3 separate regions of the Homo sapiens genome follow, and regions 1 and 2 are each linked to region 3. A link is a loop called in an ENCODE intact Hi-C map of the cell type or tissue named here. Cell type or tissue: mammary epithelial cell. All regions are shown on one strand. Each heading gives the region's core, and the rest is flanking DNA. Links, peaks and the distances in the headings are about the cores only.

Region 1 (10,824 bases), core at 3,092-8,091, 97 kb after region 3:
TCTCAGGAAAACAAGTTTATTGCCAGTCTGAAACTCTAATTTCTCTAGCTGCTAAAAGTGATTTTGAAAACTTGGTGTCATTTTTGTTTGTGTTTGGTGTGTGTGTTTGTTTTTAATTAGGACTGCTTCCATTGGGTTATAGTAGGAGAAAGTGTATCATATTGCCGTGACCCATTCCACTCTCTTTCACTTACTTGCTCTCTGTCTGTGATGTTTAAAAGTTCCCTCACACTTAGGTCTGAGCATGTGGGGAAAATGAAAGTGTTTGTGTTTGGAAAGGTAGAGGGGCACTTTTTCCAGGCAGTCACAAATCTAACTGGAAAGAGTCCATAAAGAGATTAAGTTGGCCTTCCAGGCAGGTCCCAAGGGCAAAAGAACCCTGGAACAATACTTTCTGGGTTTTCCAGAGCGGCCTACAGAGCCAATTTCTCAAGTTACTGCTTTTCCCAAGGCCTGGTCTCCTGGTCCCTGTGAGGGCTTCCTGAGCTTCTGCTAGCAGAGCTTGAGAGGTGCTCTTGCTCCTCACCCTCCCCTGTTGCCCTGTGGCTTTCCTCTTTACCAGTCTCTCCTGTCTCTGAGGATGTCATCCTCTGTTAAGCTGGTAGCCTAAGACATGGCATTGAATGCTTCAAGAGGTTTAGTTTCTTCCTTGGGAAAATGAAAAGGAAAACAAAACAAAGTACTCCGCCTGCTACAAGGCCAGCCCTGTCACTCTGAAAGTGCTTTACAATTTTTTGGCTCTTCCTTTGCCCTCTTCTGCCACAGGCCTTGTGTATGGTGTTTCCTCTGCCCTGAATGCACTTCTCTGAGCCAAATTAGATACTGCTCAGCCTTTCCATTGTAATTCATGCACCTCTCCTTCAGCGAAGCTTCCCCAGCCTTCCTTATTTATCTTGTCTTCCTTTTTAAAGCTCTCAGAAAGTCATCTACACTTAGAGATGGTGCAAGAGTGTTTCTGGAAAAGAAAGTTCTTTTCTTTGGGGCAGAAATTAGCTAGTGACTCTTTGGAAGACAAGAGCTCCCATTTGACACGCTAGTCCTCTGCCCCAAAAGAACAGTAGAGCAGGAGCCAGATGCTGAGTTTTAGGTCTGGTTTGCTATTGAGTAGCTGTGCAACCAGGAGCAAATTATCCCTCCTCTCTGGATTCTATTTTCCTGATCTCTTACATGAGGGAGATGCCTAGTCCTGTCCAGAATAAGAATATGTGGGAGACTTTAAAAGAGCAGCAGTTCATGAAATACCACCAGCTCTAGTAATTCTAATAAATAAAATGATAGCTATTTTAAGAATATATTGATGAAAAGTGTCAAACTCTGTAAAAGTATTTGAAGATCTTATTCTGAGCCAAATATGAGTGATCAATGGCCTATGACACAGCCCTGAGGAGACTCTGAGAACATGTGCCCAAGGTGGTCAGGCTACAACTTGGTTTTATACATATTACAGACATCCGTCAATACATGAAAGATGTACATTGCTTCAGTCTGGAAAGACAGGACCACTGGAGGTGGGGGGCGGTCCTTCCAGGTCATGGGCAGATTCACAGATTTTCTGATTGGTGATTAGTTGAAAGCCTTATTATCTAAAGACCTGAAATCCAAAAAAAGGAATGTCTGGGTTATGATAAGGGGGCTTGTAAGGACCAAGGTTTTATCATGTAGATGAAGCCTCCTGGTAGCAGGTGTCAGAGAGAATAGATTGTCAATGTTTCTTATCAGAGTCTGTTCTGTCAGTCTTAGGTCTCTGTGTTTCTGCTAATGCTGGTCAGCTGTGAAGCAGCGCCCACCCACCCCCAGCTCCCCATTTCCTATCATGGCCTGAACTAGTTTTTCAGGCTCACTTTGGAATGACCTTGGCCAAGAGGTGGGGTCCATTCAGATGCTTCATGGGTTTATAATTTTATTTTTGATTTACAAAGATAAAAAGTTGGTAGGAGAAAACAACTTGCCCCTTTGCAAAGTTGACTTTGTAAGTCAGTAGCGAGCTACTCCAAAGCCTTAGTGTAAAAACTGCTGACTCATGGAGGTTCTAGTTACATTTGCTGAACTTTCAAGTTGGATTCAGAAATAGTGAATGAGATGGTATTGTTCCAGGATGTTTGCAGTCTTTTATAAGCCCAGTGTTGTTCAGACCAGGCAATTCCAATCTGAAGGCATGCAAGAATTTAAGTGGCCATTTAATTTAGAGGCAGAAGCATATTTCTAGATATTATCTGTCCACAAATATCAGGATTTTATACACACATGTAAGTTTGTATGTGTATGTGCAAGTTCTTTGTCATGAGGTAAAATTTATTCCATGTTGTGAATTATATAAAAGAGAGTTTAAAAGCCTCTGATTTAAGCTAAGCTATGTGATTAAGCCTTAATAATGTAATCAAAATTTTCATTTGGGATTAGAGTTTATTTAGCAGGAGATGCATGAACATAGTATGAATCATATCCATACTCCAGGCACATTCAGAACTAACTCTTCTGTAATGGAAAATTAGAAAGGGCCTGAAAAAGAAAACTTTTTTGGATTTGCTTTTCATTTTACTATGGATATTGTAATGGAGAAAACATGTAACTATGCTTATTACACAAGACCAGAAAAGTTTCCCTCTGTCTTTTGTTTAACCTACATTATTTCCATACTGTGTGAACTGTGATCATCAGTGACAAGGAAACAATTTAATTGCTTTAAAAAAAAGCTTAGTGTTGACACTAAATATACAATTTAAAGACTTTCATTTCTTTTGAAAATTGGTAATATGGACATGGCAAAGATGATAAAGCTTAGCTAATGCTGGACAGTTGTTTATTCTTTAGAGAGTATACTTTATATGGTCTAACTTAAAAGTATTGTGGGTTTTCCTAAGCAACTGTGTGGACCAGTTGGGTTTGAATATGGCCTTAATTATGGAAAAAGGATGTGGTCATTTTCTTTAGGACAAAAGGAAAGGCTTCACTTAAACTTCAGGACATGTCAGACTGATCTTTCAAGGAACCAGTTACAATGTGGTTTTGATTGCATAGTGACAAACACAGCTTGGTAAAGTTACAAAAGAGGGCCATTGAAAAATACCTATTACTTGTCCAGCTTGAACTGCTACTCTAGGCACTAACCAGTAACTAATTCCTCATGGTCACTGATGTGATATTTAAAACACAGAGTAATCTGATTACTGGTGGTTTGCCACTGTACTGATGTAAGGCTGGCTACTCTTTTTTTTCCAATATCAGTCGTTGGGTAAAAGAGCTTAATTACAACCTTGTGTCCTTCTGCCATCTGCACCCCACTCCTTCCACTTATTAGGCCATGTCTCAGCAAGTTCTCAAAGACTATTGTTTAATATGGTAAAGAAGAAAAGGGTTTGCTATAGCAAGGGTGATAATACAGCTCTCCACTCCTTGCCTCCCTACAACTTCAGGCAGAAGAGCACAGGCCTTGGAGTCAGAAAGACTTGAACTCAAATCTCTACCATTTATTAACATTTTGATCTTAAGCAAGTTTCATAGTCTCTGAGTTTCAGCAAAAACATTTCAAAAATGGCAAATCATATTGCCTACTTTGTAAGCATTTTATATAGTTCTGTAAGATTTTAATGAGATATAAGTAAAGTACTTACCTCTATTCCTTGTGTCTTAGTCTATTCCTGCTGCCATAACAAAATACCTTAGACTGGGTAATTTATAAATAATAGAAATTTATTTGTCAAGTTCTGGAGGCTGGGAAGTTCAAAATCAAGGCACTGGCAGACTCAGTGTCTAGTGTGGGCTTGCTTTCTGCTTCCAAGATGGCACCTTGTTGCTGCATCTTCACATGGAGGAAGGTTCAGAAGAGATGGAAGAGAGGAACTCACTCCCTCAGGGGCTAATCCCATCAATGAGGGTGGAGCCCTCATTGCTAACTGCCTAATCATTTCATAAAGGCCCAGCTTCTTAATATTGGTACATTGGGGATTAAGTTGCAACATGAATTTTGGAGGAGCACGGACATTAAAGCCATAGCACTGGCATTCAATAAGTGTATATTGTAGCTATTATAATAATATTTATCATAATAAAAATAATATTTCAGTTGTAATTCCTAAAATCTTTAATTCCTTGTTTGATGTAAAATATGTTATTCAGGATGAGACTTGCTTTTTAAGGTATAGTTTTCTGAGTGTTGTACCTATTGTGCTATGGGGCTGTACTATGGGGCAAGTAGTGGCCAAAGACATAAATTCATGAGTTTTTGTTATTTGCAATATTTGTAGTTTTCTATACAGTTATATTCTGATGCTTTTCTTTTCATGATAAAAAGCAATCAGAATATAAAATATGTTATGTATGTACTTGGAACTGCCATGTACATACCTGGGTATCATCATTGACTAAATATAAGATTTGTTTGAAAGTTATCTCAACACAAGTGGTAAGTGGAATTAAAAGTGCAATTTATTGAATTTTTAGATTTGTAAAGAATCTAATAACAGATTCATGATGTTTTCTTTTTAACAGATGGGCTTAGGTCACGAGCAAGGATTTGGAGCCCCTTGTTTAAAATGCAAAGAAAAATGTGAAGGATTCGAACTGCACTTCTGGAGGTATTGTTTTGAAAACTGCAACCACATTAGTAATTTATACTTTTTGCAATACTTCCTCAGACAGTGGAGATATCTTCGAGTTCTCCAGCATGGTTGCTAAGTTGCAGACCTGTTACTGTCTTTTCTGAGAAATGAATACAACATAAAAAGTGTTCTGTCTTACTGTCATTAAGTTTGACTTAGTGAATTGGACCATAATAACTATTTAGAGTTGTTGGATTTGCTTGCTGTCTTTAAGATTTCCTTCGAGCCTGAAATACTGAATATATCATCTTTCTGGTGGTAAATAAGTTTGTGGTAATCCTCCAGGACTGTTTAATAATTTATTTGTTACTTTTTTTTTGAGACGAAGTCTCATTCTGTCACCTAGACTGGAGTGCAGTGGTGTGATCTCAGCTCACTGCAACCTCCGCTTCCTGGTTCAAGCGATTCTCTTGCCTTAGCCTCCTGAATAGCTGAGATTACAGGCTTGTGCCACGACACCTGGCTAATTTTTCTTTTTTGTATTCTTAGTAGAGATGGGGTTTCGCCATGTTGGCAAGGCTGGTCTCAAACTCCTGACCTCAAGTGATCAGCCCACCTCAACCTCCCAAAGTGCTGGGATTACAGGCGTGAGCCACCATGCCTGGCCCTGTTTAATAATTTAATTATTCTCTTCTTAAAAATTGGTAACTTTACATCTCATGTCTACATTTTCCGTAAACAAATATGAATACTGAATCAAGCATGTATATGTTAGTTATCAGGAAATGAAGTTGAATTTAGATCTCTTTAAAATTTTTAGCTGTAAAGTTACTAGTGAAAAACCATTGAAACACTTGAATTTTTTTAAGAAAAAAATTAATTGTAGTGTCTTGGTTTGAATGAAGTGCATATATACACAAGACAATGTTAGTGAGTCAAAAATGTGAATTTTCTATAGATCTTATCTTTAGGTTGTTTTGAAAGTACTACTGCATATCATATAAATCTAAAATCAGTATTTGAAACCTGTGCTTATGAATGACTGTCAAGTCCATAGTGGTAATTCACAAGTCTGCTCAAAGTTAGAATTAGCAGGAAAAAAAAATAAAGATAACTATACAGTTTTAGGATGGCAGCTACCTTGTTAGGATGACTCTCATTTGAGAAACACTTCTGTACTACAGATTTCCACAGGAAACCGTTTAGAATACTTTCATCAGCTCTTGGAGATGTGTACAGTGTAAATTAAAGGAGAATATAAACAAATAAAATTTTAGACATTAATCTCTTTTAAAAACTAGTTTATTGAATCAGTTTTCAGAAACAAAGATAATTGTTTAAAATAGGAAAGTCAGTAGAAACCTGCTAGAACTGATACAGTTCTTCAGTTTTGATACAATTCTTCAGTTTTAGGGAGCTAAAGTTTTCCAGAATTTTTTTTTACAAGACTTAAGCAGCTCTCCCTTGTGCTGTCTCTTCAAGGGACATAGAAGTGGCAGTATGTCTCTCATGTTTTAAAAAGGTAAAGTGACTTAACACAAAATAGTTTTCATGAATTAGAACATCTCTGCTCTTAATGCTCACACTATTTTCTATTGGGCCTATTAGTTAACTTTACAGAAGGCTGCACTGCCCTCTCCTGGGCATAGTTTTTACCTTACAATCTTATAATACATAAAATCCAAAATCCAAAATGCTCCAAAACCAAAACTTCTTGAGTGTCAACACGATGCCACAAGTGGAAAATTTCACATACCTGACCGTGTGACAGGTTGCATTCAAAAATGCATTCAAACCTTTGTGTCTTGTACAAAATTATTTAAAATATGTATAAAATTACCATCAGCTTATGTACATAAGCTGTATATGAAACAGAAATTAATTTTATGTTTAAACTTGGGCCCTATCCCCAAGATATCTCATTGTTTATGCAGATATTCCAAAATTTAAAAAAAATTTGAAATCTGATACACTTCTGTTTTATTTTACTTGTGAAACATTTTGGGTAAGAGATACTTAACCTGCATTCTTTTTAGTTCTGCTATGCAGTTGCCAAAAACCGCTCGTGAGATTTTAAAGCTCATTCCTAAGAGATATCATCTTTTCTCTAAAGCAAGTTAGTCATTTTTGTTATGTCTATATTAATCATTTTAATCGATATTTTCAGATGAAAATATATCCGACAAGAGCAGATCTCCATGGCATGAAAATAACCTTTTACATTTCAATTTATCACACAGACTCATTTAATCAACTGGGTGTAGTCTGAAAATCTAAGAGCCATAATAGTCTAGGACTTTGCATATGGCCTGTCATTCAGCTGGGGTTGATAACAGTCCACCCCATTGGTATTTCTTAGTAGTTCTGACATCTTCCTGGCATGGGTCCAGTCACATTTCTCTCAGAATTCTTGATAATTCCCTGACTTTTTCACCATAGCTAAAAGAGCTGAAGCAGGTGCCTTTGACCTCCCTATGTAGCCTCTTTCAGTACAGTCTTTGAAGTAAAATATTCTAGACTAGTTGTCCTGAGTGTAACAAAGATTCCAGGTCTAGTCTAGGGCCACAGAACTTATGTGGGTGAAGTAGACATGGGATCCCATGACCCTGCCCACTTAGCCTCCTCCTCCAGCTTCATGGTGATCCTTGACTTAGGACCCTGAGGGCTCCATCGGGCACATTTCAAAAATCAGAGTTAAATTATTCTCTACCTCTTTATTAGTCTGGCCTCTCACACAATCACAAGAATGGTCTTTTGAACATGGATACTATTACATACTTCAGATGACTTAAGAACCCTCAGTAGTTTCCCACTGGACTTCTTTTAGGCAAATTTCTTGGCCTTTGACATTAAACCCTAACATCTGGCCTCTGCTTGCTTTTCCAGCCTCTTCCACTTCCCTTCCAAGCACTCTATGATCCAAGTGCTTGATACATACTATTCCCTGAAATTTTGTGCCTTATTGCATGGTGTTCTCTGCCTGGAAAACCCTACCTCCCACCACTAGGAAACAAAAAGTCTCAGCTCAAGAAATACCTCTGAGAAGTCTTCCCTGCCCATGTATGTCTTTTCAGGCTGCCATAACAAAATATCACATACCTGGTAGTTTAAACAGAAATGTACTTTCTTCCAGTTCTAGAGGCTGGAAAGTTCGAGATCAGGTGCCAACATGGTTGAGTTCTGGTGAGGTCTCTCTTCCTGGCTTACAGACGGCTGCCTTCTCACCACGTGCTCACATGGCCTTTCCTTGGTGTGTGTGGGTGTGTGTGTGTGTGTCTGGAGAGGAAGAGATCTCTCTCCCTTTTCTTATAAGGTCACCTATTCCAATGGATTGTGACGTTCACCTTGTGACATCTTTTAACTTTACTTCTTAAAAGCCCCTGCTCCAAATACAGTCACATTAGGAGTTTGAGCTTCAGCATATGACTTTGAGGAAACACAGTTCAGCCCACAGCACCCCCTTCCCCTGCTTCCACATACCCCCAAGTTGTTAGGAATCATTTTCCTTTTTATCACCTTGTATACTTACAGAAAGCCAGGAGATAAATACCCAGACCTCATTCTTCATCACTCTGATTTTCTGCTGGCACCTCCCATTGTCCCATTGCCAGTGACAAGGGATCCCACAGGTGTAGTCCTTAAGGATCAGCCTTCTGGGAAATAGCACAGAGTACTGAGGCATGGAGAATGAATCTGGAGAGGTGAATGGAAGATGCCGGATCAAGGTGTATCACCATAGTTGCAGGAGACTAAAAATTAATTATTAGGAATTTAGAGTGAACTTGTAACTTAACTAGTCTAACCTCATTTTACAGATCAAAGACCTAAACCAAAGGAAGTTAAAATGACTTGTTTGAGCCCATGAGTTATTAATAATATAATTTGTGAATGATTTCTATGTGTCACACACCAGTAAGCACTTGTAATAATTTTCTACTGCTGCATAACAAATTACTACAAACTTTGCAAGTTAAAGCAACAACTGTTAACTCAACATCCATCATTATTATTATTATTATTATTATTATTATTTTTGAGATGGGGTTTCACCCTTGTTGCCCAGGCTGGAGTGCAATGGTGCGATCTCGGCTCACTGCAACCTCTGCCTCCTAGGTTCAAGTGATTCTCCTGCCTGCCTCCCGAGTATCTGGGATTACAGGCGCCCGCCACCACGCCCAGCTAATTTTTTCTATTTTTAGTAGAGACGGGGTTTCACCATGTTGGCCAGGCTGGTCTCAAACCCCTGACCTCAGCAGATCCACCAGCCTCAGCCTCCCAAAGTGCTGGGATTACAGACATGAGCCACTGTGCCCAGCCAACATCCATTATTTTTCAGGTTAGAAGTCTGGGATAGGGGAGCTGGCTTAGCTGTCTATGCTTAGCACCTCAAAAAGCTGAAATGAAGGTGTTGGCCAGGCTAAAAGTACTCACCTTTAAGTGCGAGGGAAGAATCTGCTTTCAAGCTCATTCTTGTTGGTAGAATCTATTTTCTGTGGTTGGAGAACCAAGGTCCCTGTTTCCTTGTTGGCTGTCAGCTGGGGGCTGGCTACTCTCAGCTTCTAGAAACCAGTCACATTCATTGAGGTACAATGCCTTCCATCTTCAAAGCCAGCACCACTGCTTAGAATCCTTCCTGCACCTCACATGCCTCCAACTTCCTCTTCTGCTGCGAGCCAGAGAAAATTCATTGCTTTTTAAGGGCTCACATGATTAGAGTAGGCACGCCTGGAAAATCTCCCATTTGCCATATAAAAGTAACATAATCATGAAAGTAACACCAGGGGACAGAAGTCATAGGGGCCATGTTAACATTCTGCTTACCACAGCACTGTATGTACCTGATTGTACCTAATCCTCCTAATATTTATTTTATTATGTATGAGAAATCAAAGACGTAGGAAAGTTAAATAACTTACTAAAGTTATGGCTTATAGATGGCAGAGCTGAATTTGAACTCAGAGTTTTCCAAAACCTTTCTCCATGGCAGAGTAGATATTAGAATGCACATTTTTCACTCTCAGGGCCAGTGAACTTTGAACTGCACCAGGCTGTCGCCTCTGAAGTGTGATTGTTGTGACACAGACATCCTTGTGGACAAAGGTGTACTTTTACTGTGAGCTCTCTCCTTTTTCAGTGTGCCCATGATTACAACAGTAGAGGAAAATAAAAGGTTCAGGAAGCCTAATAATGACCCAATAAGAAACACTATCTGCTGGGAATGCTTTCAAGTAATATATAGAGATAAAGAGTGTTTATTGAAATGTATGACACAGACCCAAGGTTTCCAGGAGTTTATAGCCAGTTATTTCACATTGAAGGTATAATTAATATAATTGCAACCATGTCATTTATCATATTAAGTAACAGAATTATTGTTTTGCTTTACCTTTGTTAAAGTCTCCTAATAAAACAGTTGCATTTTATTAAAAATGCGTTACTTGATTATAACATACATCTGTTCAGAATTTCTGATTGATTTAGAGCTGGGTGAAAACTAAAAATTCCCTACCATAAATGGATTAATACTTGTGTTGAATTCTGTCACAGAGGCCCACACTTAAATCCATATATGTATATCCCTGTTACAAAAGGGCAGCTTCCAACCCTTTTAAATTATGGTTTGTAGCAATGCCATGGCCGTGCTTTTAAATCACTGTGAATGCTGGCAGCATGTCAAAGCACTCTAGTTTCTACTGCTTGCCTTGGAAAAATAGTAAGTTTTACAAATAGTGATACAAAAAAATTTCTTTTGGGAGAATAAAGGATAGTTTCTTGATTTTTTTCAGCTTGAAAATGTAAATATGTTTATTTGTCTGAGGCAATACTTTTGGTAGTTTTGTTCTTGCATTCGCTCTCCCAGGCTCGCTCTTTCTCTCTCTCTCACTCCTTCCCTCCCCCTCGCTCCTCCCTTTCCTCCATACATATTAATGTTTGCATATATATGTGTTAATGGTGCTAAATTCTTTTTGTACAAACAACTTTTTATACAAATAACCCTCCTCCATCCCCACACCTTAGAGCTTCCCAATCTGCCAATCCACCTTTGCACCTTTTTAAAAGAATCATGAAAAAGACTTTTAAACTAACTTAATTCTGAATCCCCTTCCCTTTTTTTCCCCATAGAACTTTTCTTAACATCCTATGGAGAATCTGGAGAGAGAACTGCTCAATAGGACAGTTTAGAAAATTTAGAGGTTTGAAAACTGTGTTAAATATGGGAACTGATTTATATACTCTCTTAAAACTATCAACTCAGTATAGCACAAATAAATAAACAAGCTGTTTA
Region 2 (10,824 bases), core at 3,759-8,758, 110 kb after region 3:
CAAAACTGTTCATCTTTTGAATATACTATCTTAATAAATTATATTCATTCTACTAATTTACTCATCCCAGAAACTTGGTTTTATTTTTCAAGAGACTGAGTGTATTAGTCTGCTCTCAGTTAGTCAAGACATACCCAAGACTGGGTAATTTATAAAGGAAAGAGCTTTAATTGACTCACAGTTCAGCATGGCTGGGAAGTCCTCAGGAAACTTACAATTGTGGCAAAAGAGGAAGCAAACACATCCTTCTTCACATGGTGGCAGCAAGAAGTGCCTAGCAAAAGGGAGAAAAGCCCCTTATAAAACCATTAGCTCTCATGAGAACTCACTCACCATCACGAGAACAGCATGAGGGTAACAGGCCCCATGATTCAGTTACCTCCCACCATGTCCCTCCCACAACACGTGGGGATTATGGGAAATACAATTCAAGATGAGATTTGGGTGGGGACACAGCCAAACCATATCATTCTGCCCCAGCCCCTCCCAAATCTCATGTCCTCACATTTCAAAACACAATTATGCCCTTCCAACAGTCCCCCAAAGTCTTAACTCACTCCAGCATTAACTCAAAAGTCCAAGTCCAAAGTCTCATCTGAGACCAGGCAAGTCCCTTCTGCCTGTGAGCCAGTAAAATTAAAAGCAAGTTAGTTACTTCCTAGATACAATGAGGGTACAGGCATTGGGTAAATACAGCCATTCCAAATGGGAGAAATTGGCCAAAAGAAAGGGGCTACAGGCCCTATGGGAGATCAAAATCCAATAGGGCAGTCATTAAACGTTAAAATTCCAAAATGTCCTTTGACTTCATGTCTCACATCCAGGGTGTGCTAATGCAAAAAAGGTGGGTTCCCATGGCCTTGGGCAACTCCGCCCCTGTGGCTTTGCAAGGTACAGTCCCACTCCCAGCTGCTTTCATTGGCTGGCATTGAGTGCCTGCAGCTGTCCTTGGATCTCCCATTCTGGGGTCTGGAGGATGGTGGCCCTCTTCTCACAGCTCCACTAGGCAGTGCCCTTGTGGGGACTCTGTGTGGGGGCTCCAACCCCACATTTCCCTTCCACACTACCCTAGCAGTGGTTCTCCATGAGGGCTCTGCCCCTGCAATAAACTTCTGCTTGGACATTCAGGCATTTTCATACATCCTCTGAAATCTAGGCAGAGGTTCCCAAACATCAGTTGTTGTCTTCTGCATACCTGCAGGACCAACACCGTATGGAAGCTGCCAAGGCTTGGGGCTTGCACCCTCTGAAGCAATGGGCCAAGCTATACCTTGGCCCCTTTTAGCCACCACTGGAGCTGAAGAAGCTGGGATGCAGGGCAGCATGTCCCAAGGCTGCACAGAGCAAGGGATCCCTGGGCGTGGTCCACGACAGCATTTTTCCCTCCTAGGCCTCCAGGCCTGTGATGGGAGGGGCTGCTGTGAAGCTCTCTGACATGCCCTGGAGACATTTTCTCCATTGTCTTGGTGATTAACATCCGGGCACCTTGTTACTTATGCAAATTTCTGCAGCGGGCTTGAATCCCTCCCCAGAAAATAACTTTTTCTTTTGTATCGCATTGTCAGGCTGCAAATTTTTCAAACTTTTATCCTCCGTCACCTCTTGAATGCTTTGCTGCTTAAAAATTTCTTCCACCAGACAACCTAAATCATCTCTCTCAAGTTCAAAGTTTTGCCCCTGCCTACAGATTCTAGGGCAGGGGCAAAATGCCACCAGTCTCTTTGAATAGCCAGAGTGGCCTTTACATCAGCTCCCAACAAGTTCCTCATCTCTATCTGAGACCACCTCAGCCTGGACTTCATTGTCCATATCACTATCAGCATTTTGGTAAAACTCATTCAACAAGTCTCTAGGAAGTTCGAAACTTTCCCACATCTTCCTGTCTTCTGAGCCCTCCAAGTCTCTAGGAATTTCCAAACTTTCTCACATCAACCTGTCTTCTTAGCCCTCCAGACTGTTCTAACCTCTAGCTATTACCCAGTTCCAAAATCACTTCCACATTTTCAGGTATCCTTATGGCAGCACCACACCCTTTAAAGTACCAGTTTACTGTATTTATTAGTCTATTCTCATGGTGCTAATAAAGACATACCTGAGACTGAGTAATTTATTTATAAAGGAAAGAGATTTAATTGACTTACAGTTCAGCATGGCTGAGGAGGCCTCAGGAAACTTACAAACATGGTGGAACGCAAAGCAAACATGTTCTTTACATTGTGGCAGCAAGGAGAAGTGCCGAGCAAAAGGGGAAAAAGTCCCTTATAAAACCATCAGCTCTCAAGAGAACTCAATCACTATCATGAGAATAGCATGAGGGTAACAGCCCTCATGATTCAATTACCTCCTACCACATCTCTCCCACAACACATGGGGATTATGGGAACTACGATTCAAGATGAAATTTGGGTGGGGTCACAGCCAAACCATATCACTGAGCCTTCCCTTTGCCATCACTATGTCCAAATAAACCACTAAGTTTAGTCAGTTTTTTGTTCAAGGAGACCTCAAATTTCTTCCTTTCTTTTCATCTCCACTGTTGAATACTCTAATCCAAGCCATAGCATATTTTACCTGGACCACAACAATAACCCTCCAAGATGTAAATTCCATTTGTGAAGTAGTGGCAGCATCCTGTTATTTAGAACCATGCCATTGCAAACTGGATGCATAATTAACATGTTAGCTTGTCTCCCTATTGCCAGTTATGTTTCACCCCTAATCCATTTACCACATGGCAGATATTGTGATATTTAAAATTACAGATCTGATCATTTTATTCCATTACCAAAAAGCCTTTGCTGCTTCCTGATTGCTCTTATGATGAAGCCCAAATTCCTTAATGTGTTCTATGAGCCCCTGCATGACTTCATGCCTACCTCTCCAGTCTTATCACCCTCCTATTGACTCATCTTCCTACAGTCATACCAACCTCCCCTGGTTATGACACCTAAGGGGACAATTTCTTTCCTAATTCAGGACCACTGAAGGTATTCCTCTTTATACCCAATACTAGAGACTTTTCTTTCCTTTTCTCCTCCCCAGATACACACCCACATACACAGTTTACACCTATGTTTCATACATCGTCCAGATCTCAACCTAAATATCATCTTCTTATGGGGTCCCTTCTTCACGAGTTTGAAGTCCAAATTACACCCTCTCAAGGGACCCTATACTTTCTTTCCTATCACAAATGAAATTTTCTCTGTGTATGTGTGTGTGTGTGATTATTTAATGTCTATCTCCCACCAGAGAGTAAGTTCTAGAAATCAGAGACTAGGCCCCTTTTTTTTTTTTTTTTTTTTAAGCACTATGTCCTAGTGTCAAGTACATTGCTTGGCACATGGGCACTCGTGTATGTTGCATGAATGAATGAATGTCTGTGTGCCAGACCAGAGTGAAGAAGAGAACATTGTCCTTGAACTATAAGAAACACCATGATGGCAGAGAGCACATGGTAGGTGGCAATAAGTGTTTGAAGAAATAAAATAAGGGAAGGAAAGAGAAAGGAAAAACAAAGGGAAGGAAATGGAGGGCAAAAGAAATTGAGAAAAAAATGAGAAAGGCTGTAAACCTAAATCTAGGATTATAATCTTTGATGGGAAAAGTTTCCCTGTCTCTCACTAAAAAAACAAACAAACAAGAAACCTTGGATAATAGCTATAAAATGTTAACATGCAATAAAGTACAAAGCCTCTTGCTTAAATAAGGAAACATATAATTTTTGTGGTTTTATTTAATTCATTTCTTTTTATTATTTATTTTATTCACTATTGGGTGACAGCATAAGGAATATCAGATGGGGTTACACTCAGACATGTCCCTTTAAGTGTGCACTTTTTAATCAGTCTTTTTTTTTAATGGTACAATTGAAGATGTCTATTATTGGGGCCATCACCACTTCTTTCAGTGAATTCATTGAAAAAATCTTGGTTGGTTTTGATAAAAATCAAATGAATAATTGCTTCTCGTTATCATATCAGAAATGCAGATGCACGTTTGGTTGACAAAACACACTGAATTTGTTAAAATACTTACTTAGAAAATTCAGTTGAAACGTTATGGTACCATCTAAATCACAAAACTTAATTCAGTAATTTCCAAAAATACATTATTAGTGACTGATAATTCTGCTGCTTTCCTCTTTTTTTCACCTTCCATTTTAGGTTCAGAATGTACCTGTGCAGTGCAGGTGTTTTACATGGGTAAATTGCATGTTACTGAGGCTTGGGTTATAAATGATCCCATCACCCAGGTAGTGACCATAGTACCTGAGAGTTAGCTTTTCAAACGTTTCTCCCTCTCACCCTCCCCACTCTAATATTCCCTAGTGTCTGTTAGTTCCATCTTTGTGTCCATGTGTACTCAATATTTAGCTCCCACTTATAAGTGAGAATATGTGGTATTTGGTTTTCCTTTCCTGTATTAATTCACTTAAGATAATGACTTCCAGCTGCATTCATTTTGCTTCAAAGGACATGATTTCATTCTTTTTTTATGGCTGCATAGTATTCTATGGTGAATATGTTCCACATTTTCTTTATCCAGTCTACCATTGATGGGCGTCTAGGTTGATTCCACCATGTCTTTTCTATTGTGAATACTACTGTGATAAACATACGGGTGCATTGTCCTTTTGGTGGAACAATGCATTTTCCTTTGGGATTGCTGGGTTGAATGATAGTTCTAAGTTCTTTGAGAAATCTCCAAACTGCTTTCCACAGTGGCTGAACTAATTTACATTCTCACCAACAGTGTATAAGCATTCCCTTTTCTCCGCAACATCTGTTATTTTTTGACTTTTTAGTAATAGCTATTCCGACTGATGGAAGATGGCATCTCATCATCGTTTTGATTTGCATTCCTTAATGATTAGTGATATTGAGCATGTTTTCATATATTTTTTGGCCATATGTATATCTTCTTTTGAGAAATATCTGTTCATGTCCTTTGCCCATTTTTTAATGGGGTTGTCTTTTGCTTGTTGAATTGTTCCTTATAGATTCTGAATATTAGACCTTTGTCAGTTGCAGGATTTGCAAATATTTTCTTCCATTCTATAGGTTGTCTGTTTGTCCTGTTGCCAGTTTCTTTTGCTTTGTAGAAGCTCTTCAGTTTAATTGGGTCCCTCTTTCAATTTTTACAACCTAGCTTTTAAAAGCCTTATCAAGCAAAGTCGTGTTTTGTTTCCTTCTTGCTTAAATATATGGATACTTATTCTCCCTCCTAAAAAAGGACTTGCCTTTGCATACCATGATATAGAATAGGCCTAAAAGTATTTTATGAACTATAAATGTATGAACATAAATATCAATTAGGTACAATTAATCATTTTCTACTTATTTTCAAAATTATAGAAAAATATGTCGTAACTGCAAGTGTGGCCAAGAAGAGCATGATGTCCTCTTGAGCAATGAAGAGGATCGAAAAGTGGGAAAACTTTTTGAAGACACCAAGTATACCACTCTGATTGCAAAACTAAAGTCAGATGGAATTCCCATGTATAAACGCAATGTTATGATATTGACGAATCCAGTTGCTGCCAAGAAGAATGTCTCCATCAATACAGTTACCTATGAGTGGGCTCCTCCTGTCCAGAATCAAGCATTGGTAAATGATATGGAACAGAGAGTTTCTTTATTGAAGTTCCTGGAGTATTTATTTGGGGCAGTTTCTTTGATGACCTAATCAACTTCACACATCCCAGATCTGTTATTCTTCCGGGGTTCTCATTACTTTGACTTCTGATTCCTGTTCTAGTCTTTTGAATGTAAGACTAGATACTTCATAAAATTTTTCCAACTCCCTAGATATGTTTACCTTTTTGAGGGAATGGTCTAACGTTCTTAATAATTAGATGGAAATCAGATGTTTTATATCAATCTAGTAACTCTTCTAGCTTAGTCTTGAGAGGATTTATCTTAAGATGGTAAAGAAGAGAATTTTTGTCATAGTTTAGAACTGAAAAAAATATTCAACATTATCTTTGTGTTTTTTTCATTTCCTTTATTAATACTATATAAGACCAAAAAGATCACAGTTTTATATCAAGCTCCTTCCACTATTATAACAACCAAATGAAACATTTGGAAGTCTTTTAAGGTTAGTTAAATCATTAAAGTGAATTTTGCGATATCATTTTTTATGTAATAAAAATGTTCCTGGTCCTACAGACCATTCCAAACATGTCTGCCTAAAAGTTTATGTTTTCTTTCAATTGTACATTTGTTTATTTAGCTTAAGTAAACAGTAGTAACTCAGATCTTACAAACTGAAAAAATATATAATTTCATGGAGAGAAAGTGTTACTTTTTACCCAACTAAATCTATTTAGTGTACCGTTTTTGAGTTTTAACTTCTTAATATACTGTGAGGGTGAGTTGCTGCTATTGGATAGAACCCACTTCTTTCTTAAGTAACTTGCTTCTGATGTGTGTTATGAAACATCACACTGCCTAATGGCCAATCCCAGTTAACATTGGCCTCCTTGTGGTTCAGGCCAGGCAGTACATGCAGATGCTACCCAAGGAAAAGCAGCCAGTAGCAGGCTCAGAGGGGGCACAGTACCGGAAGAAGCAGCTGGCAAAGCAGCTCCCTGCACATGACCAGGACCCTTCAAAGTGCCATGAGTTGTCTCCCAGAGAGGTGAAGGAGATGGAGCAGTTTGTGAAGAAATATAAGAGCGAAGCTCTGGGAGTAGGAGATGTCAAACTTCCCTGTGAGATGGATGCCCAAGGCCCCAAACAAATGAACATTCCTGGAGGGGATAGAAGCACCCCAGCAGCAGTGGGGGCCATGGAGGACAAATCTGCTGAGCACAAAAGAACTCAATATGTAAGTAGAGTGGTCACACTGTTAGCCTGATTTGTATACTTTACAGAATTTTTTTCCCTTACTTTGAACTTTTTTGGGGACTATTCCTCTGAGTTTCCAAAAGGGAATAAGTATGGGGAATAAATAGGATTTAGATTCAGTTTAGACTTCCCACAGAGGGTCATCGTGTTTGAAACTTCTGTCTAAAGCCAAATTTTCTATGTATTTATTATCAAGGATAATTGTGGATAGTGAGTTTTATGTACAGACAGTAGTTGGTATTGGCATGCTGATCAAAGACAGCATTATTATTCTATAGTCTGTTTCTAATCATAATGTTGGTATTAATTGCTTATCTCTGCTGCCCATAAATAGGAATATATGCTTAGGTTAATTCAGTTTTGCTTGTGAGAACGTGCCTAAAATTCAAACTTAAATTTAATTTTTGTGGATATATAGTGAAGCTTTTTTTTAAGTCTCTTCTAAAGGGAGAAATTGAAGTATTTTGCTAATGACTTGATGGTAGGAGGCAATTATGACACAGATGAACAGACATAAGAACTAAACCTGCTGTAATATATTCCTCATAGCTCCAGTTAGCACACCAACCAATAAGGCTTAGTCCTGAAAAAAGAGCACTAATAAGCCCTGAGGTGATAGTTTTAGAGAATCTACTTAAAATTGACCTGAAAATTACTATTTTCCTTTTTCCATAAGTGACCTTAATTCAGGAAATAATGCCTGTTACACACAGGGTGAATGAAGTAGATTTGAATAGCCGGGAGAAAGCTGAGATTCCATTTCACAGAATTATTAATACGTTATTATCTACATCGACAAATTTGTAATTTCAGTAGAAATTATGTCTCTTCAAAGTTGTTTCTCTGAATTTCTACTGAAGTCAATGATAAGAAATGGCAGTCTTAGCTGGGCACAGTGGCTCACGCCTGTAATCCCAGCACTTTGGGAGGCTGAGGCGGGTGAATCACGAGGTCAGGAGATTGAGACCATCCTGGCTAACACGGTGAAACCCCGTCTCTACTAAAAATACAAAAAAATTAGCCGGGCGTGGTGGCAGGCGCCTGTAGTCCCAGCTACTCGGGAGGCTGAGGCAGGAGAACGGCGTGAACCCAGGAGGCGGAGCTTGCAATGAGCCGAGATAGCACCACTGGACTCCAGCCTGGGCGACAGAGTGAGACTCAGTCTCAAAAAAAAAAAAAGAAAGAAAGAAAAGAAATGGCAGTCTTCTAATGACTAGGTTGTTCTGGATGGCTTCCCTTTCAGTCCTGCTATTGCTGCAAACTGAGTATGAAAGAAGGTGACCCAGCCATCTATGCCGAAAGGGCTGGCTATGATAAACTGTGGCACCCAGCTTGTTTTGTCTGCAGCACCTGCCATGAACTCCTGGTTGACATGATTTATTTTTGGAAGAATGAGAAGCTATACTGTGGCAGACATTACTGTGACAGCGAGAAACCCCGATGTGCTGGCTGTGACGAGGTATGTTCTATGGGACCACCGGCATGCTGGTGCCCTCTTAGACCCTCATATGGTCCCTTTACCTAGAAGGCAACAAGACTTGACCAAACAGCAGTTGCTCTGTTTACATCCAAAGAAGTTTTAAAAAATAAACTTCTGATATCATTCATTCTGTCTGTGTTAATTGGGTTGACAAATGAAAGACTAGAAATATAAAAGATTGATTTAGACTAAACTAAGTGATAGCATAAGTTCAAGCTTTAGGTTATCATTTTCAAACTTTAGACCCTGAGAAAGTATGTTGTTACAGATATAAATCTCTTATTATATAAAAATCCATCTTTATTTTTATCTTCTTCCTAGCTGATATTCAGCAATGAGTATACCCAGGCAGAAAACCAGAATTGGCACCTGAAACACTTCTGCTGCTTTGACTGTGATAGCATTCTAGCTGGGGAGATATACGTGATGGTCAATGACAAGCCCGTGTGCAAGCCCTGCTATGTGAAGAATCACGCTGTGGTGAGAAGTGTTCTAAGGATATGGTTGCCTCAGCCTGCTTTAGGACTTGAGTTTATGCTTTTCTTAAAGCCTCTTACAAATGGGAAACAGAAAGCAGTCCTCCTAAGTAGAAAGCAAATTATTCCTACCACAGGGTGTTAAAATCAAGGCAATTCAAAAACAATACATGCATTGACTATGAGCCACCTCAAGATTTCTACTTGTGAAATTTACAATATCAATTATAGGTACTGCTTAATAATAAAATCCTCACTTAAAAAAATTCTTAATGGGAATGAGATTGTTTTATTTTCATGGTTAGCAATCAGATTCCATTTCAATAAAGGTGTCTAGGGGCTATTGATATTCTTTAGCTCTATTTGAATATGATGCTTTCTGTTTGTGTTATTGGACCACCCACTGGAATTTTGTTTTTGCTACCTGGAGATTGTAAGATACCTATTTCTTAAACCCTCATTGAATTGATTTAGCATAACAAAACTTGGCCTGCGTATTTAGATTTTTGTGTGGGCCAAACATTCCAATGTGAAAGTATATTTTTTCTTGCATTTACTCTGCTTACACAGAGCTGCTGTTGTATAATGGCCAAGTGATGGTAATGTAGATAAAGGGTAAAAAGTTGACCATAGATGGTAAAGTGTATAATCCAGGAGTATCCAAATAGACATTTACTTCTTTATATGCAGCAAAACACATATGTGTTAATGGTCCCCTGAGCTATCAAGTAAAAGGGACTCCTGGCTAAGGAATGAAATTACATATGGTTTATATAGTTATATATAGTTATAAGAGTGTGGTACTGTGAAGATAAGGTAACAAGTTTTTATGTCAATGCCAATTTTCAGCGTTCACCCATTGCCCCAGATACAGTTATTCATTCTCTATCAACTGTGCCTCACCAATATATTTCACATTCTTATAATTACAACCATTCTACTTTAGACCTTTTTTTTTGTTGTTATTTTGACTATTGCAGTGGCCTCAAATTTCGTTCCTCCACTTTCATTCATCTTGCTCAAAAGCTACCCACCATAATGATGGAAAATTATCTTCCTAAAATGCAAATTATTAAACTTTTGATAGATCTGGCCCCTTCTTGCCTCTCCTGTCCCTTCTACTAGTTATCCAACGCAAATCATACATTTCCACACGTTCACCATCATTTTCTAGTTTACACACTGTTGTCTTTTGCTTACTCCTAATAGTTTTTCTAATACACCGTACTTTTCCCTGTTTTACCTGACTGTACCTACACATTTATTCCTTTAGATTCAGTTTAGGTTTAACTTTTTTTCGGAACACCTTTCCTGATTCACTATGCCCAAACTCCACCATTTCCTCCAGACTCTCCATGTTCCCAATGGTGTGTGTGTGGGTGGGTGTGTGGGGGTGTGTGTGTGTGTGAATATCATTCATCTGTCTCCTTCACTAGACTGTAAGCAGCTGGAGGGTAGAGCTTGCCTTATATCTTGCTTTCTATATCTTCAGTGTCAGCACTTAGAAAATGTTTGAGTGACTGACTCGTGTTCTTAATATTTCTCGCTTTGGGGTTACCATGGTCATTCCTTTACCTAGGGAACAAGACGTCAAATCACCATGTAACCTGATACATTATTTAGCTAAAAACTGCTTCAATGAATATTGTTGCAACAGTTTTTCTACAGACTAAAGGTATTATAATGTATACCTTTTTTTTTGCTGCTGTCTGACCTTTAGTCTCAAGGACTAGAATGTAACTCCATCAGGGCAGGGATTTTTTTATCTGCCTTTTCTATTCTGTTCCCAACACTAGGACAACATAGGTGCTCAATAAAAATTTATTGAAACAGATGAAACTGCTTTTTTTTCTTTTTTTAGCTGTTACAAGCTTCTCTGTATTACATTGTTTCTAATCAATGGCAGGGTATAACCACAGATATGATTTGTTTAAATAAAAGAATTTTCAAATTATTTAGTTTTATAGCATAGCATCATTTTGGCCAGGCATGGTGGCTCACGCCTGTAATCCCA
Region 3 (10,824 bases), core at 3,283-8,282:
TCTTTAACTGTGAGTGCATGGCAGTGAAGAATATAATGACTGACTAGCGGTTTGGTGCCACGGCCTTCATTCATAAAAAGGCACATGCAATTTATTCACCATTGCTTTTGCACAGTAAGTGCAAATATTCAAACTGTGAAAATGGAAAATAACATTTTAGCAATAAAATGTTTTAGGAGACACCTCGGGAACTATAGAACATTCTTTGAGAACTATAGCGTTAAAACAACTTTTAAACAAGCTATAGAATATTAGTTAGCTGGAAAAAAGTGAGAAATCTTTTCCTGAAATGGCAAAGCATCATTAAATTTTGTTGTGAATGTTTACAGTGAATATTTTAATTAATATGCATATAAAATTTCACCAATTGTGTTTTTTGTCTTTTATCTCATTTATCTGTCCTCTTTTCAATACATTGTCAACTTTGTAGCTTTGTTTCATTAATTTTTAAGCTTTTCTTCAAAACAGTTTTAAGACTACTTTAGAAAATAAATTATTACAGTGCTTAAAAAGAAAATAAATGTATGCAATAAAAGCTATCATCGATTTTTAAGTTGCTTATAATCTTTTCAGTTTTTGTCAATTTTCAAAAGTTACATAATGACAAAGAGTGATTTAATTTTTGTTTACCTCACAATACCTTATGTTTAGATTCTCGGCAACAAAACTACAAACGTGTTATGTACCAAACGAAAATAATTCTTTCCTTAATTAGAAAAGTCTGGCCAGGCACGGTGGTTCATGCCTGTAATCCCAGCACTTTGGGGGGCCAAGGCAGGCAGATGACTTGAGGCCAGGAGTTCGAGACCAGCTTGGCCAACAGGGTGAAACCCCATCTCTACTAAGAATACAAAAATTAGCCAGACGTGGTGGCGTGTGCCAGTATTCCCAGCTACACAGGGGACTGAGGAACCCCACAAAGTGGACATTGCAGTGAGCTGAGATCACGCCCCTGCACTCCAGCCTGGGTGACAGAACAAGACTCTGTCTCAGAAAAAAAAAAAAAAAGTAGGGGGATGGGGAAAAACATTCTTTGCCAATAAATGATTTCTGGGAAACATAATTTAATCATTTAAATTAAAGACTTTTCATGCCCCTCTTGTTGATTTCCCAAAAATGTAGCTTTTTTTTCCTGACTGAATTTTCTTTGAAATAATTAAAAGAAAAAGAAAATTTACCTCTTTACTTCTCATGTTCTTGTGTTATCTTTCAGAGCTTAACCTATGGTACTGTAGTAAACGCTAAAACTTTATGAATAGCAGCTTTTTAGATGCCTAAGACATCTTTAAGATTAGAGAGCGATGTTTATGAAGTAGAATACTATTGAATTAGTTAAGCAGGTAAAAGAGAAGAACAGGTCCTGAGCAGTAATAATGCAAAACAATAGCAACAACAAAAAAAAATTAGATCAACATAAGCTCCTGATGTGTAATCACTGACAGAAAAAGCTGGCAAACCAAGCCAAGAGATAGCAGGCCAGTCAATCCAGACTAAAAGCTTAAGCTAAAAATAACTGCCTCACTAGGTCTTTGTAGAAAAATTCTACATGCTAAGGATGTCAACTTAAATGTGTCTGGTTTATGAATAAGAATATTTAAGAACAAAGGCTGCATACATTAAAAGAAATAAAATTAATATAAAAGACTGAGTCAAGTAAATGATCTGTGTAAGTTCAGAAACTTTTAGATTAAATAGTTGAAAAGCTGTGAAACTAGAATGACAGCTTTTATCCTTTATCATATTTAAAGCAGGGTGTCTATGCTTGACTTCTGTTCTCATGCTAGATATAAAAAATAAGAATAAAAAGAAAGAGGGAAGGAAAAATGTATACCATATATTGCTGCTTCTAAATCAATTACACATTGTACACAAATTGAATCACCTCTTACTTAAAAGCTAATCAGAAACATTACTATGCACAGAAATGACCTGTTTTCCACCTAAATTCTAGTTCAAACCCTTCCCTTTGGGTCTCTGAAATTTTTTTTATTCACTTCTTTTTATTACTTTTACATATCAAGAGTAAATGTGGTTAGTTTTGAATCATTTATTTTGAAGGAAAAAATTACATGAAAACAGGTTAATAAGACTGTGAGCATTGCTATACGAAAAATTAGAAGTCTTCTTCGCCCTTTTTTGATAACTGCATTAAGTATATGAACCCAAATACTTTCTCTAATTATACACATCTTACAAATATGTTCATATTAATGGAAAACAAAAGGTATGCTATAGCTTTGTGGTAGAGTGGAAATAAATGCACCAATTATACTTAAAGTATTAAATAATGTTATAATACTGGCCTTTGAAACTAAAATAAATGTCTTATTTATAAAGCATCAGGAAAACCTCTTCAGCTCCTGCTCAAATACGTTGCACATTTGAATAATGCCAGTCTCTGTAGGACTTGATATTGGACTATGAATATTTGACCTAGAATATCATTAACAACTTATACATTTTAAAATCACATTTTGAAATGCGTCAAAACTAAGATTGTAGTGAATTTAATTTCAAAGTCATACTATCCCTCCTTTTATGCTGTATGTGGTAATCCTTGATTTTTTTGCACTGATGCTAAATGTTAATGAACAGAGCCACCGTGTACCATTTCACCTGGAGCAATGAAAACATTAAAATCTCTTTAGAAGCCTGAATAAAACTTTATTTTATAAATATAATCCATGTTAAAGCTCCACCGTTTCACTGTACTTTTGAAATAAGGGCACATGGAAAATATGGAAGCGTTTCCTTTGAGATAGCTAACTAAAGCTACAAAATGAGCACGGTACAGCATTTCCAAGGAACATGGTTCAAAAGTTGTACGATTACTACTAAGGTTGTTTTATTCTCTACCACATTTGGAACAGGAAGTCTGTGTTGTTCTTGAAGAATTCTGAAAAGCAATGTCACACTCTGATGACCTCTTCTCCTCATTAAAACGTTCCCAAAGACAGCGCTCTGCATGATGTTTTGTAGCTTCAGCAGCCATGAACTAATTTGTACCTCTTATTTTGATCATGCACTGGTGAAAGCACCAAACAATATTTTTCTTTAAACACAGAGAGGTCTTTCAACAGCTCAGCATGCACTTCTACCCTCTTTTTAATCTTGGAGCACCTATTTATTTGCTCTTTTCACCACTAAATCTTCTTTGCTCCTTTCTGCCCCCTGCAAAGTGGCTAGTTAAAAATCTTCAGTGTTTTTTCTTCATAGGCTTAAACCATTAAAAGGGTATTACCATAAAAGCAGAGATGAGGGCTTATAGATATAGTATGAGGAGAATTTGCATTTCTAATTTTTAATCCAATTAAACTAAGATAATATTTATTTAGTTACTACCTTTCTATAATGTGTATGATCACAAAAACTAATACAAAAAAATTGCTTTAGAAAATTAGCTTTTAGGGTTCTCTGCAAAGACTAGTTCCTCACAGTGAATATTAGAAGACTCTTTTTAAAGCTTATTTGTATGTATATAACTCATTTATTTTCCATACCTCTACACTTTCTTTGGTTCAATTACACCAATCCTTTCTATATGTTTCTCTATATCACCAAGAAGTATCTTGATTATTGTACTCAGTGTATAGGAATTTGGTTTTTAAGCCATGCATTTAATTTACTCAGAAAAAACAAAGGAGAGGGACTACAGTAAAATGACATTGGTAACGAATATGACTTTTTAGGCAGTAATATTATGAACTCTATTAATGAAAACAATTCGAAGCAATTTAATAATTCAAAAGTATTGTTTTAAAATGTATATTAATTAAAGTTACATAAAACTCAAATACGCATATCTGCTAAAATTGATTAAATTATACTAGATTTCATCAAGCCTATGGTACAGCTGTAAATAGAACATAGTGCTAAGATTTCAGGTCTAGTTAAGGAGAAATGTACCATTACATACTAATAAATAGATTCTTTCTTCATCATGAAATATTTATTCTCACAAAATGTATTTACTGAACACATTGGATTTCCCTTAAACAGCTTGAAGTTAATAATGTAAACATTTCACTATTAATAAATCATAGTATGTTTTCAATCTCAATAGAAAATTGAACATTAATATTAGGTTATTTATAATGTTAACTCATTGACTTTCAAATTTTGAAAAATCAGTTGATTCTTGAATACTGTCCTAAATAAAAATGCAAGTCATATGAATAATTTCTCAATTTATTTGTAAAGCTAAACATTTGTAAGAAAAGAAATGAAATAAGAGAAAGGTGTCATTTATGATGATATTATCAGTATTTAATTTTAGTGTCATTTAAGATTTTTTCAAAGTAAAATTAATTCAATTAATGTTATCAAAATAAATTATGTGACTTTTTAAAGCACCATATCTAATTCATTGATCCCTTTCACTATTCCAAATCTCTTCTCAATGAAGTAATTTTCAATGGCAAACTGGAATGTGTAAAAACTGTTAATTTCATATAATATTCCTCCAAATTTAATCAATATTTGCTGTTTAAAGTTGTTTCTTCTATAAATTTGTCTTTGGCTAATTTAATCCTAAAACTTTACCACATGTTCTGTTGTGTCTCTATCATATCTTAAACATCATTTCCTCATCATCATGGACTTCAGAGTGACCAGCAATTATCACATATTTTCTTGATGATCTTTTCCCCCAAGGTAAGAGACTCATCATGTTGTTTTTGTCTTTTAAAATAATTTTTAAAAAGCATCTGAGATATTCAATTCTAAGTTGTATTTATGTTTCTGTGTCTTTATGTTTGACAGGTCTAGTTTGAGACTTTACAAATGCTTACCAGTGGACTTCTAAATCCTCAAGGGAAAGAAATAAACACACACAGTGCCAGCTTTCTGGGGTCACCTTACTTGCAAAAGTGTTGCTTTTCGGCATTGTTTTAATAAACTCAGAGAGACTTGGATGTGAGTATAGGCCTTGACAGTGACTCTCTCGTAAACTTGAGCAGCTATTTTATGTCTTTGAGTCTTAACTTTCCAACTATGAATTGGGTTTAAGGATTCCATTCTACAAGTTATTAAGATGATTAGAAATGATATATGTGAAGATGATTAGGGTAGATGCTAACTGGTAGTTACTCTCTATTGAGAGTTTAACTGAATTCCCCCAAACATTAAGAAATTTACACACACTGCATCAACAGTGAAATTCTACTAGAAGGGTTCAAATGTCAAGAAACTTGGGCTTTTTAGTTCACAAGTCATCTTACCTTCCTATCAATTTATAAAATTTGAACTAAATACCTAAGACATTTTTATTGATAATCAACTTAAATGATACTTGTGAAAACCCTCTGTACAGTATAAAATAGTTTAGAAAATGAAAATATTAATAAATAAATAATTATAAATTTGAATATGAATATGAAATGAATATGAATAAAATAAATGAAAATAATCAAGAATTCTAGATTTCCAAACCAGAAGAAATGCGGTCATTTGTTTAACCATGCACTTTATATGTGAAAGTAAAGAGATTCACAATCTTTCCTCAGGTTATATACCTAGCCAAACACAACATTCATTTCTGCTACGTAAATCTGCCTCTCCAATGTTGATAATGAGATATTTTCCATCATGTACAGGATCTATTAAATTAAAAATCTGACACTGCTGCAATAAACTAAGTGTAATCAAATAAGATAAGCCATTATATTTATAATGAATTCAAAACAACAGATAACACTAAAATCAGGTGTTAGATGTACATGGTATTTTATCTTCACAGACAGTGCACTGATTTTCTGATTTTTTCATAAGCATGATATTATCTGAAAGTTAGGATCCTGTTTGGGTATACAGTTTAATGTTCCATTCTGACTTTTGTCCACTAGATGTCCCCAGTACGTCACACAGAAGCTCTGATCTCATATAGGCCCTTGTTAGGGAGAATCTGCATCTTTTTGAAGTGAGGCCTGAGATAACTCGGTCAAATGATTTTTATTCCTGAGTTCATTTCATCCCTAAAATTAACAAGCTACTAATCTACAGAGAAATGCAATCATTTAAAGATTTTTGTCTAAGAGACAGAATATAACTTTGCCAATTTAAGAAGCAATTAAAGAACATGTATATCTTCTTTTCTGAAATGCATTTAAGAAATCAAAGACCTGAAACAAGTTAAAAATCCTTAGAGAAAAAGTTCATAGCCTTGCAAAGGAAGACTCTTAACACAACTTTTAATTGTATTGATTTCAAAGGATGAATAACATTTACACAAAATAGTTCAGAAAACTTTGGTAACAGCAGGAGCCTTGTTTAATTTGAACTCTAATAAATTAAAGAAAAAAAGTAAAGGCTTGAGCGGTCACCCAACGTGTCCCCTCCTAACTCACACAAAAACCTCTGTAACAAAGGCTACGAGACTGAAATACAATAATAATTGCAACATGGGGATGTTCAATTAGAACTAAGCTTGCAAAATGCTGTCTTTTTTCCCCAAAAGCCCAGTGAGCCCATATTACAGGAGGCTTCTACCTCTGACTGAAAAATAACACTCTCTGGGGTTGCCGTGGCAGATTGCTGCACTAGAGGGCTAAGAATCTACTCTTCTAAAGCAATTCAATAAGGATTCCTACAAGGTGTCTCAAAATGGAAGCACTCAGGCAGCATGTTTCTGCCTCTCAGGGCAAGAGGTAAAAAGTTCAGCCTGTGAAGTAGAACAGTTTCTGCCCCAGAGCAAGAGAGAAAAAAAGTACAAGAGCGTTCTGATGAATTATCTCTTACTCAGAGCTAACACGGGCGTCCCAGGAACAATGGCCAAGTCTAACCAGAGTTGACAGCCTCCATTCACTGCCCAGCACTCCATCCCGCACAGTGTCAGAACAATGATCCATTCTCACCGCTTCTCAACCCGTCCTCAGCCTTTCAACAAACCTTCTCCGTTCAAGAGCCACTGCTTTATCATGCTTTCTTTGATTAAAGCTCACCTTTCATCACACTAGAATTTTATTGTTATTATTTATTGAGTGTGCCAAGAATGGAGGTAATGTAAAACAAAAAGTTTAAATCATTGAACCTTGCATTTATTTAGTTTATGATCAAGGTTAGGAAAGTAAACCAAATCTTAAGAAACAGAAAACAATTCTGTGATAAACTAAGGGATCCTGGCCAGAATTACTCTGGTAGTCCACAGAAGGAGATTATATTTGTGTCCTGGAGAAGAAAGGTTTGTAGAAGAGAGGGAGTTTGAGATAGGCCTTAAAGACTGGGAGAATTGAGAGAAAGAAGGTAGGCAAAAGGAGAGACCAGAAGATAAATCACCAGATGATGGTATGCAGATACACAAATGAGCATAGGATAAACAGAAGATAGAAAGAAACCAGCTGAACCTTGACCAGGCACTCAGGGCACTTGGACAGAAATGGGCATAACCCCCATGAGGCTGGATTGCAGATGTCCAAGAGACATAGATCCAAGGATAAACAAAGCAAAAGGGAGCACCATAGTGTTTTATGCTGGGGCATGATGCAATGGAAGGAATGTTCTAGAAATATCATCATAGCAGGTTAAGCATAGCAGATGAAGCAGGAGTGAAAAATTCTACCAGGAGAGGTGAAGGACTGTGAGGAAATCCATTCATTGGCTATTAAAACAATCTAAGGTTTCAGTAATAAAGGCCAAGACTGGAGGATTGACTTTTGGAATCTAGAAAGAGGCAACTCTGAGAAATAAAGCATGACATGATGGAAAATCAGATAAGTGAAAGAAATGAGTGGCTCTGGAAGAGGGTCTACTCTTTGTTTAGATTCCACAGTTTAACATTCTTCACGCAAGAATAGAGCCAATTTAATCTATGTGTTCTGTTTAGTATTCCACAGAATCAATAACATGCTTGAATAAATTTACCTTTTTTAATGACTCCATCTCATAAGGAGGAATTTTAGGCTCCAAAGACTACCTCAGCATCCTTGAGAGAGCCTAGTAGATCCTCTCCAAATCCTGAATTTCTGCTGACAAGAACTTTTATATAATTTCAAAGTATTACATCATTAAAACTAATAACAAAACAGATATGTGTATTATAAACTAAAACAATGATGTATTGGCAGTGTCTTACAACATATGCATGCCAATAACTACTTTAGATGTAATGCCTAAAGGAATATGAATAACACATACCCAGCCATAGAGGCTAAATGAGAAGTCAGGTTAAAACTATCTTCAATTTTTGCCTTCCCATTTAGAACCCTCATCTGACCCTCCACACTCTGTAGTGCATTATGTGCACTGTAGCATTTCATCATTCAGCAAATGTTTATAGGGCAACCATGATGAACTAACACATCCATGAGACATGAAATTCTATCTACTAGAGGTGACACAATGTATTTCCTCAAGGAATTTGCAATCTAGCAATCTTTCTGGGCTGTCAACAAATTTTCCCCACCATCCAGATATCAGCCATTTATCTATAATACAATTATTTTGTATAAAGTATCAAGCCCTCTAGGAGACTTGGAAAAAATTCTCTTATAATGTCTAGAAATTTACAATCATTGTAAATTACAGAGGTTTGTAAACAGATGCATACCTATTAAAATTTAATTAATAAGGCATGCTAAGTAAGTAAGTGCTGTAAGAGTTGTTTCAGAGGTTCACAGGAGGAATGTATCAGTAAGGCAGGATATAGCCAGTAAAAGTAAAAAATAAAAGACAATTATGATTCCAAATTTAAATTGCGTGAGCAATTTTAAATATCTAGAACTGTGAAAAGGAGCTGGAACAATTTAAATTAATATATTCTCATGATGTTAATGTCATAAATAATAAATAATCTTTATGGGGATTTTTCTAAATTTTTAATAATTTTTTAATAACTAAGTGAAAAAAGTTTCTGTTACAATGTTGTCTTGCAACAAACTATGGAACTACTCAAGTTATAATAGGTGTCTTTAGTCACCTTCTAAACAAGCCAACTCATTAATCTAAAAACATGCTCAGTACAACTGGACAAAGGTAAAACAGACAGAGTCCCTTGGGTATGATCATGTGTGCTTTGTTTTGTTTTTTCTTCTCAGCTTCTTTAGAAAAGAATGTTAATGACCACCATCCAAAGACCACTGGAAGCACAGAGGCAGTCAAAGTTAGATGTATTATTTGCTGAAGCAGGGGCCACCATATCCCATGAGGAGCTCTGAAGTTATCTCTGCAAAAAGGTGATATTGGGAGCAGGTAACAGAAGTTGGGTTTGTTTTACATGATTTTTAGGGAGGGCTCAAAGAAGGACTTAGCTATAGACTGAATGTTATCAAAAAGTAGGGCTAATTCAACAATTGGATATCAATAGTTTTCTAAGAAGCAGAAAAAACACAGTGAGTTTAAGGCTGCAATTGATAAATAGTCGCTCATGTTAACCAGGAGGGAAAGATATTTGGTCATTTTTGTGGTTTGCACATGGTCCTTGTTCAGATATTATTATGGTCTGGTTTGGGGTTTATCTCTTTTCATCATGATCACAGAGTGATATCACGAGATACTGGTGCCATTTAGGTTAAGCAAGAGAACACTGTGCCTTACTGTGAGTGCCAGGCTAGTAACCAGTGGGCAGCTGTCAGAGCAGCTCTTTTTCTTTCCCAAGTACAATTTTCTATGATGAAAAGATTACCTATACAGCTAGAAGAATGTACATCTTCAGAGGCCCAAGGGGTTCTCCATTTTCTTCACAACTCCCAAACAATTAGATTTACTATGAACTCCTCTGGTCTCTATGACATACGCTAGCCATAAACTCGTAGAGGATGAAACAAAATATAACGATCATTCATATTTGAAGTGATGGATTACTAAGAATACTGATAAGACTCGAGGTAGTGGACACATTTTAGGGAATCTATCTTTATTTTTCAGAATGTACTCCCACATACAGCTGGGTCCTACCAGCTACAATTGTACTGTATGACTCCCACCGCATTTGCAACAATTAAGTGCAGCAGAGGTAGACACCTGACCCTAGTTGAACCAATCAGATTCCTCCACCCAGATATTTGGAATTGAAACTTAGAGAAGTCAAATGAGTTCTGCATGCAGCTAAAATTGCCACAGGTTAACTTGTTGAGGGCTCTTCAGATGCTCTTAAGGTGCTTTTTCTCATGTGCCCAGAGGGTCAAAGAAAGCCAGGCTATGAAAAAAGAAAGGATCAGAAATACAGAGAGAAGCAGAGATGCAGACAGAGGAAGGATTCTAAAAATTTTCAGTTCCTGTTTCCAGTCTCTTCCTGAAGTCCATTCTTACCCTTGGATTTCCTGTATCTTTATAATAAATTCCCCATTTTTGTTAAAGCCAGCTCAAAAGTATTTGTTATTTATAACAAAAAAGTCCTAACTATCAATAATAAAAAATTGAATGCCTGGTATAAATGTAGCATAGACCACCGATTATTTATAGAACCCTCTGAGTTTTAGCTGAGTACCTGGTTGTTGAGGTAAAGCCTGCATTTCCCAGCCTCCCTTGCAGTTAGGCGTCACCCTGTGACTACGTTCAGTCTCACAGGATGTGAATGAAGGTCAGGCGTGCGACTTTGAAGTTATCTCCTTTAGACAAGAAGCCTGCCCTAAATTTCCTCTTTTACAACTCTCGCTAGCTGGATAATGGTGACCACTGGGACAATTGCCTTGAACCAGAGACAAAAATACATTTGAGAAGGACAGACCCAATCTACCAACAAATATACTGGTTGACCTTCAGGAGAAAAGATTCTACCAAGATCTTCAGACCACCTGCCTGACTTTGGACTATTCACACAAGAGAAAATAAACTCCTATCTTATCTGCACCTCTATACTATGAGATCTTTTTGATACAGAAGACCAGACTC

What was found. Peaks named below come from ENCODE experiments on the same cell type or tissue, not always from the same donor. Only the 100,000 strongest peaks of a DNase experiment are listed, where the experiment ranks them.
Region 1: it touches region 3 in a loop (8-fold over the local background); 24 of 110 quality-filtered maps call a loop at or near these places.
Region 2: a loop joins it to region 3, with 9 times the contacts of the local background. A loop is called at or near these places in 2 of 110 quality-filtered maps.

What each region holds. Positions count from the first base shown.
Region 1 is chr7:116,230,046-116,240,869 of GRCh38, forward strand. It overlaps TES (testin LIM domain protein), which reads left to right. Exons shown (of 7, transcript NM_015641.4): 2 at 4,489-4,574. LOC124901730 (a long non-coding RNA gene) reads right to left here. Exons shown (of 4, transcript XR_007060485.1): 3 at 8,970-9,204; 4 at 5,823-8,231. Among named protein-coding and RNA genes, the nearest start is that of TES, 25 kb to the left of the region's middle. RefSeq lists enhancers at 571-640, 711-790. In mammary epithelial cell, for the core only: a CTCF peak has its summit at 6,176 (motif pointing left); no DNase peak of the experiment used is centred there; H3K27ac peaks cover 522 bases.
Region 2 is chr7:116,243,663-116,254,486 of GRCh38, forward strand. It overlaps TES (testin LIM domain protein), which reads left to right. Exons shown (of 7, transcript NM_015641.4): 3 at 5,358-5,610; 4 at 6,499-6,834; 5 at 8,098-8,313; 6 at 8,656-8,814. It overlaps LOC124901730 (a long non-coding RNA gene), which reads right to left. Exons shown (of 4, transcript XR_007060485.1): 2 at 180-274. Among named protein-coding and RNA genes, the nearest start is that of TES, 39 kb to the left of the region's middle. In mammary epithelial cell, for the core only: a CTCF peak has its summit at 6,490; no DNase peak of the experiment used is centred there.
Region 3 is chr7:116,132,545-116,143,368 of GRCh38, forward strand. It overlaps a transcript of TFEC not described here. Among named protein-coding and RNA genes, the nearest start is that of TES, 73 kb to the right of the region's middle. In mammary epithelial cell, for the core only: a CTCF peak has its summit at 5,852 (motif pointing right); DNase peaks (open chromatin) are centred at 5,867 and 6,707; H3K27ac peaks cover 1,206 bases.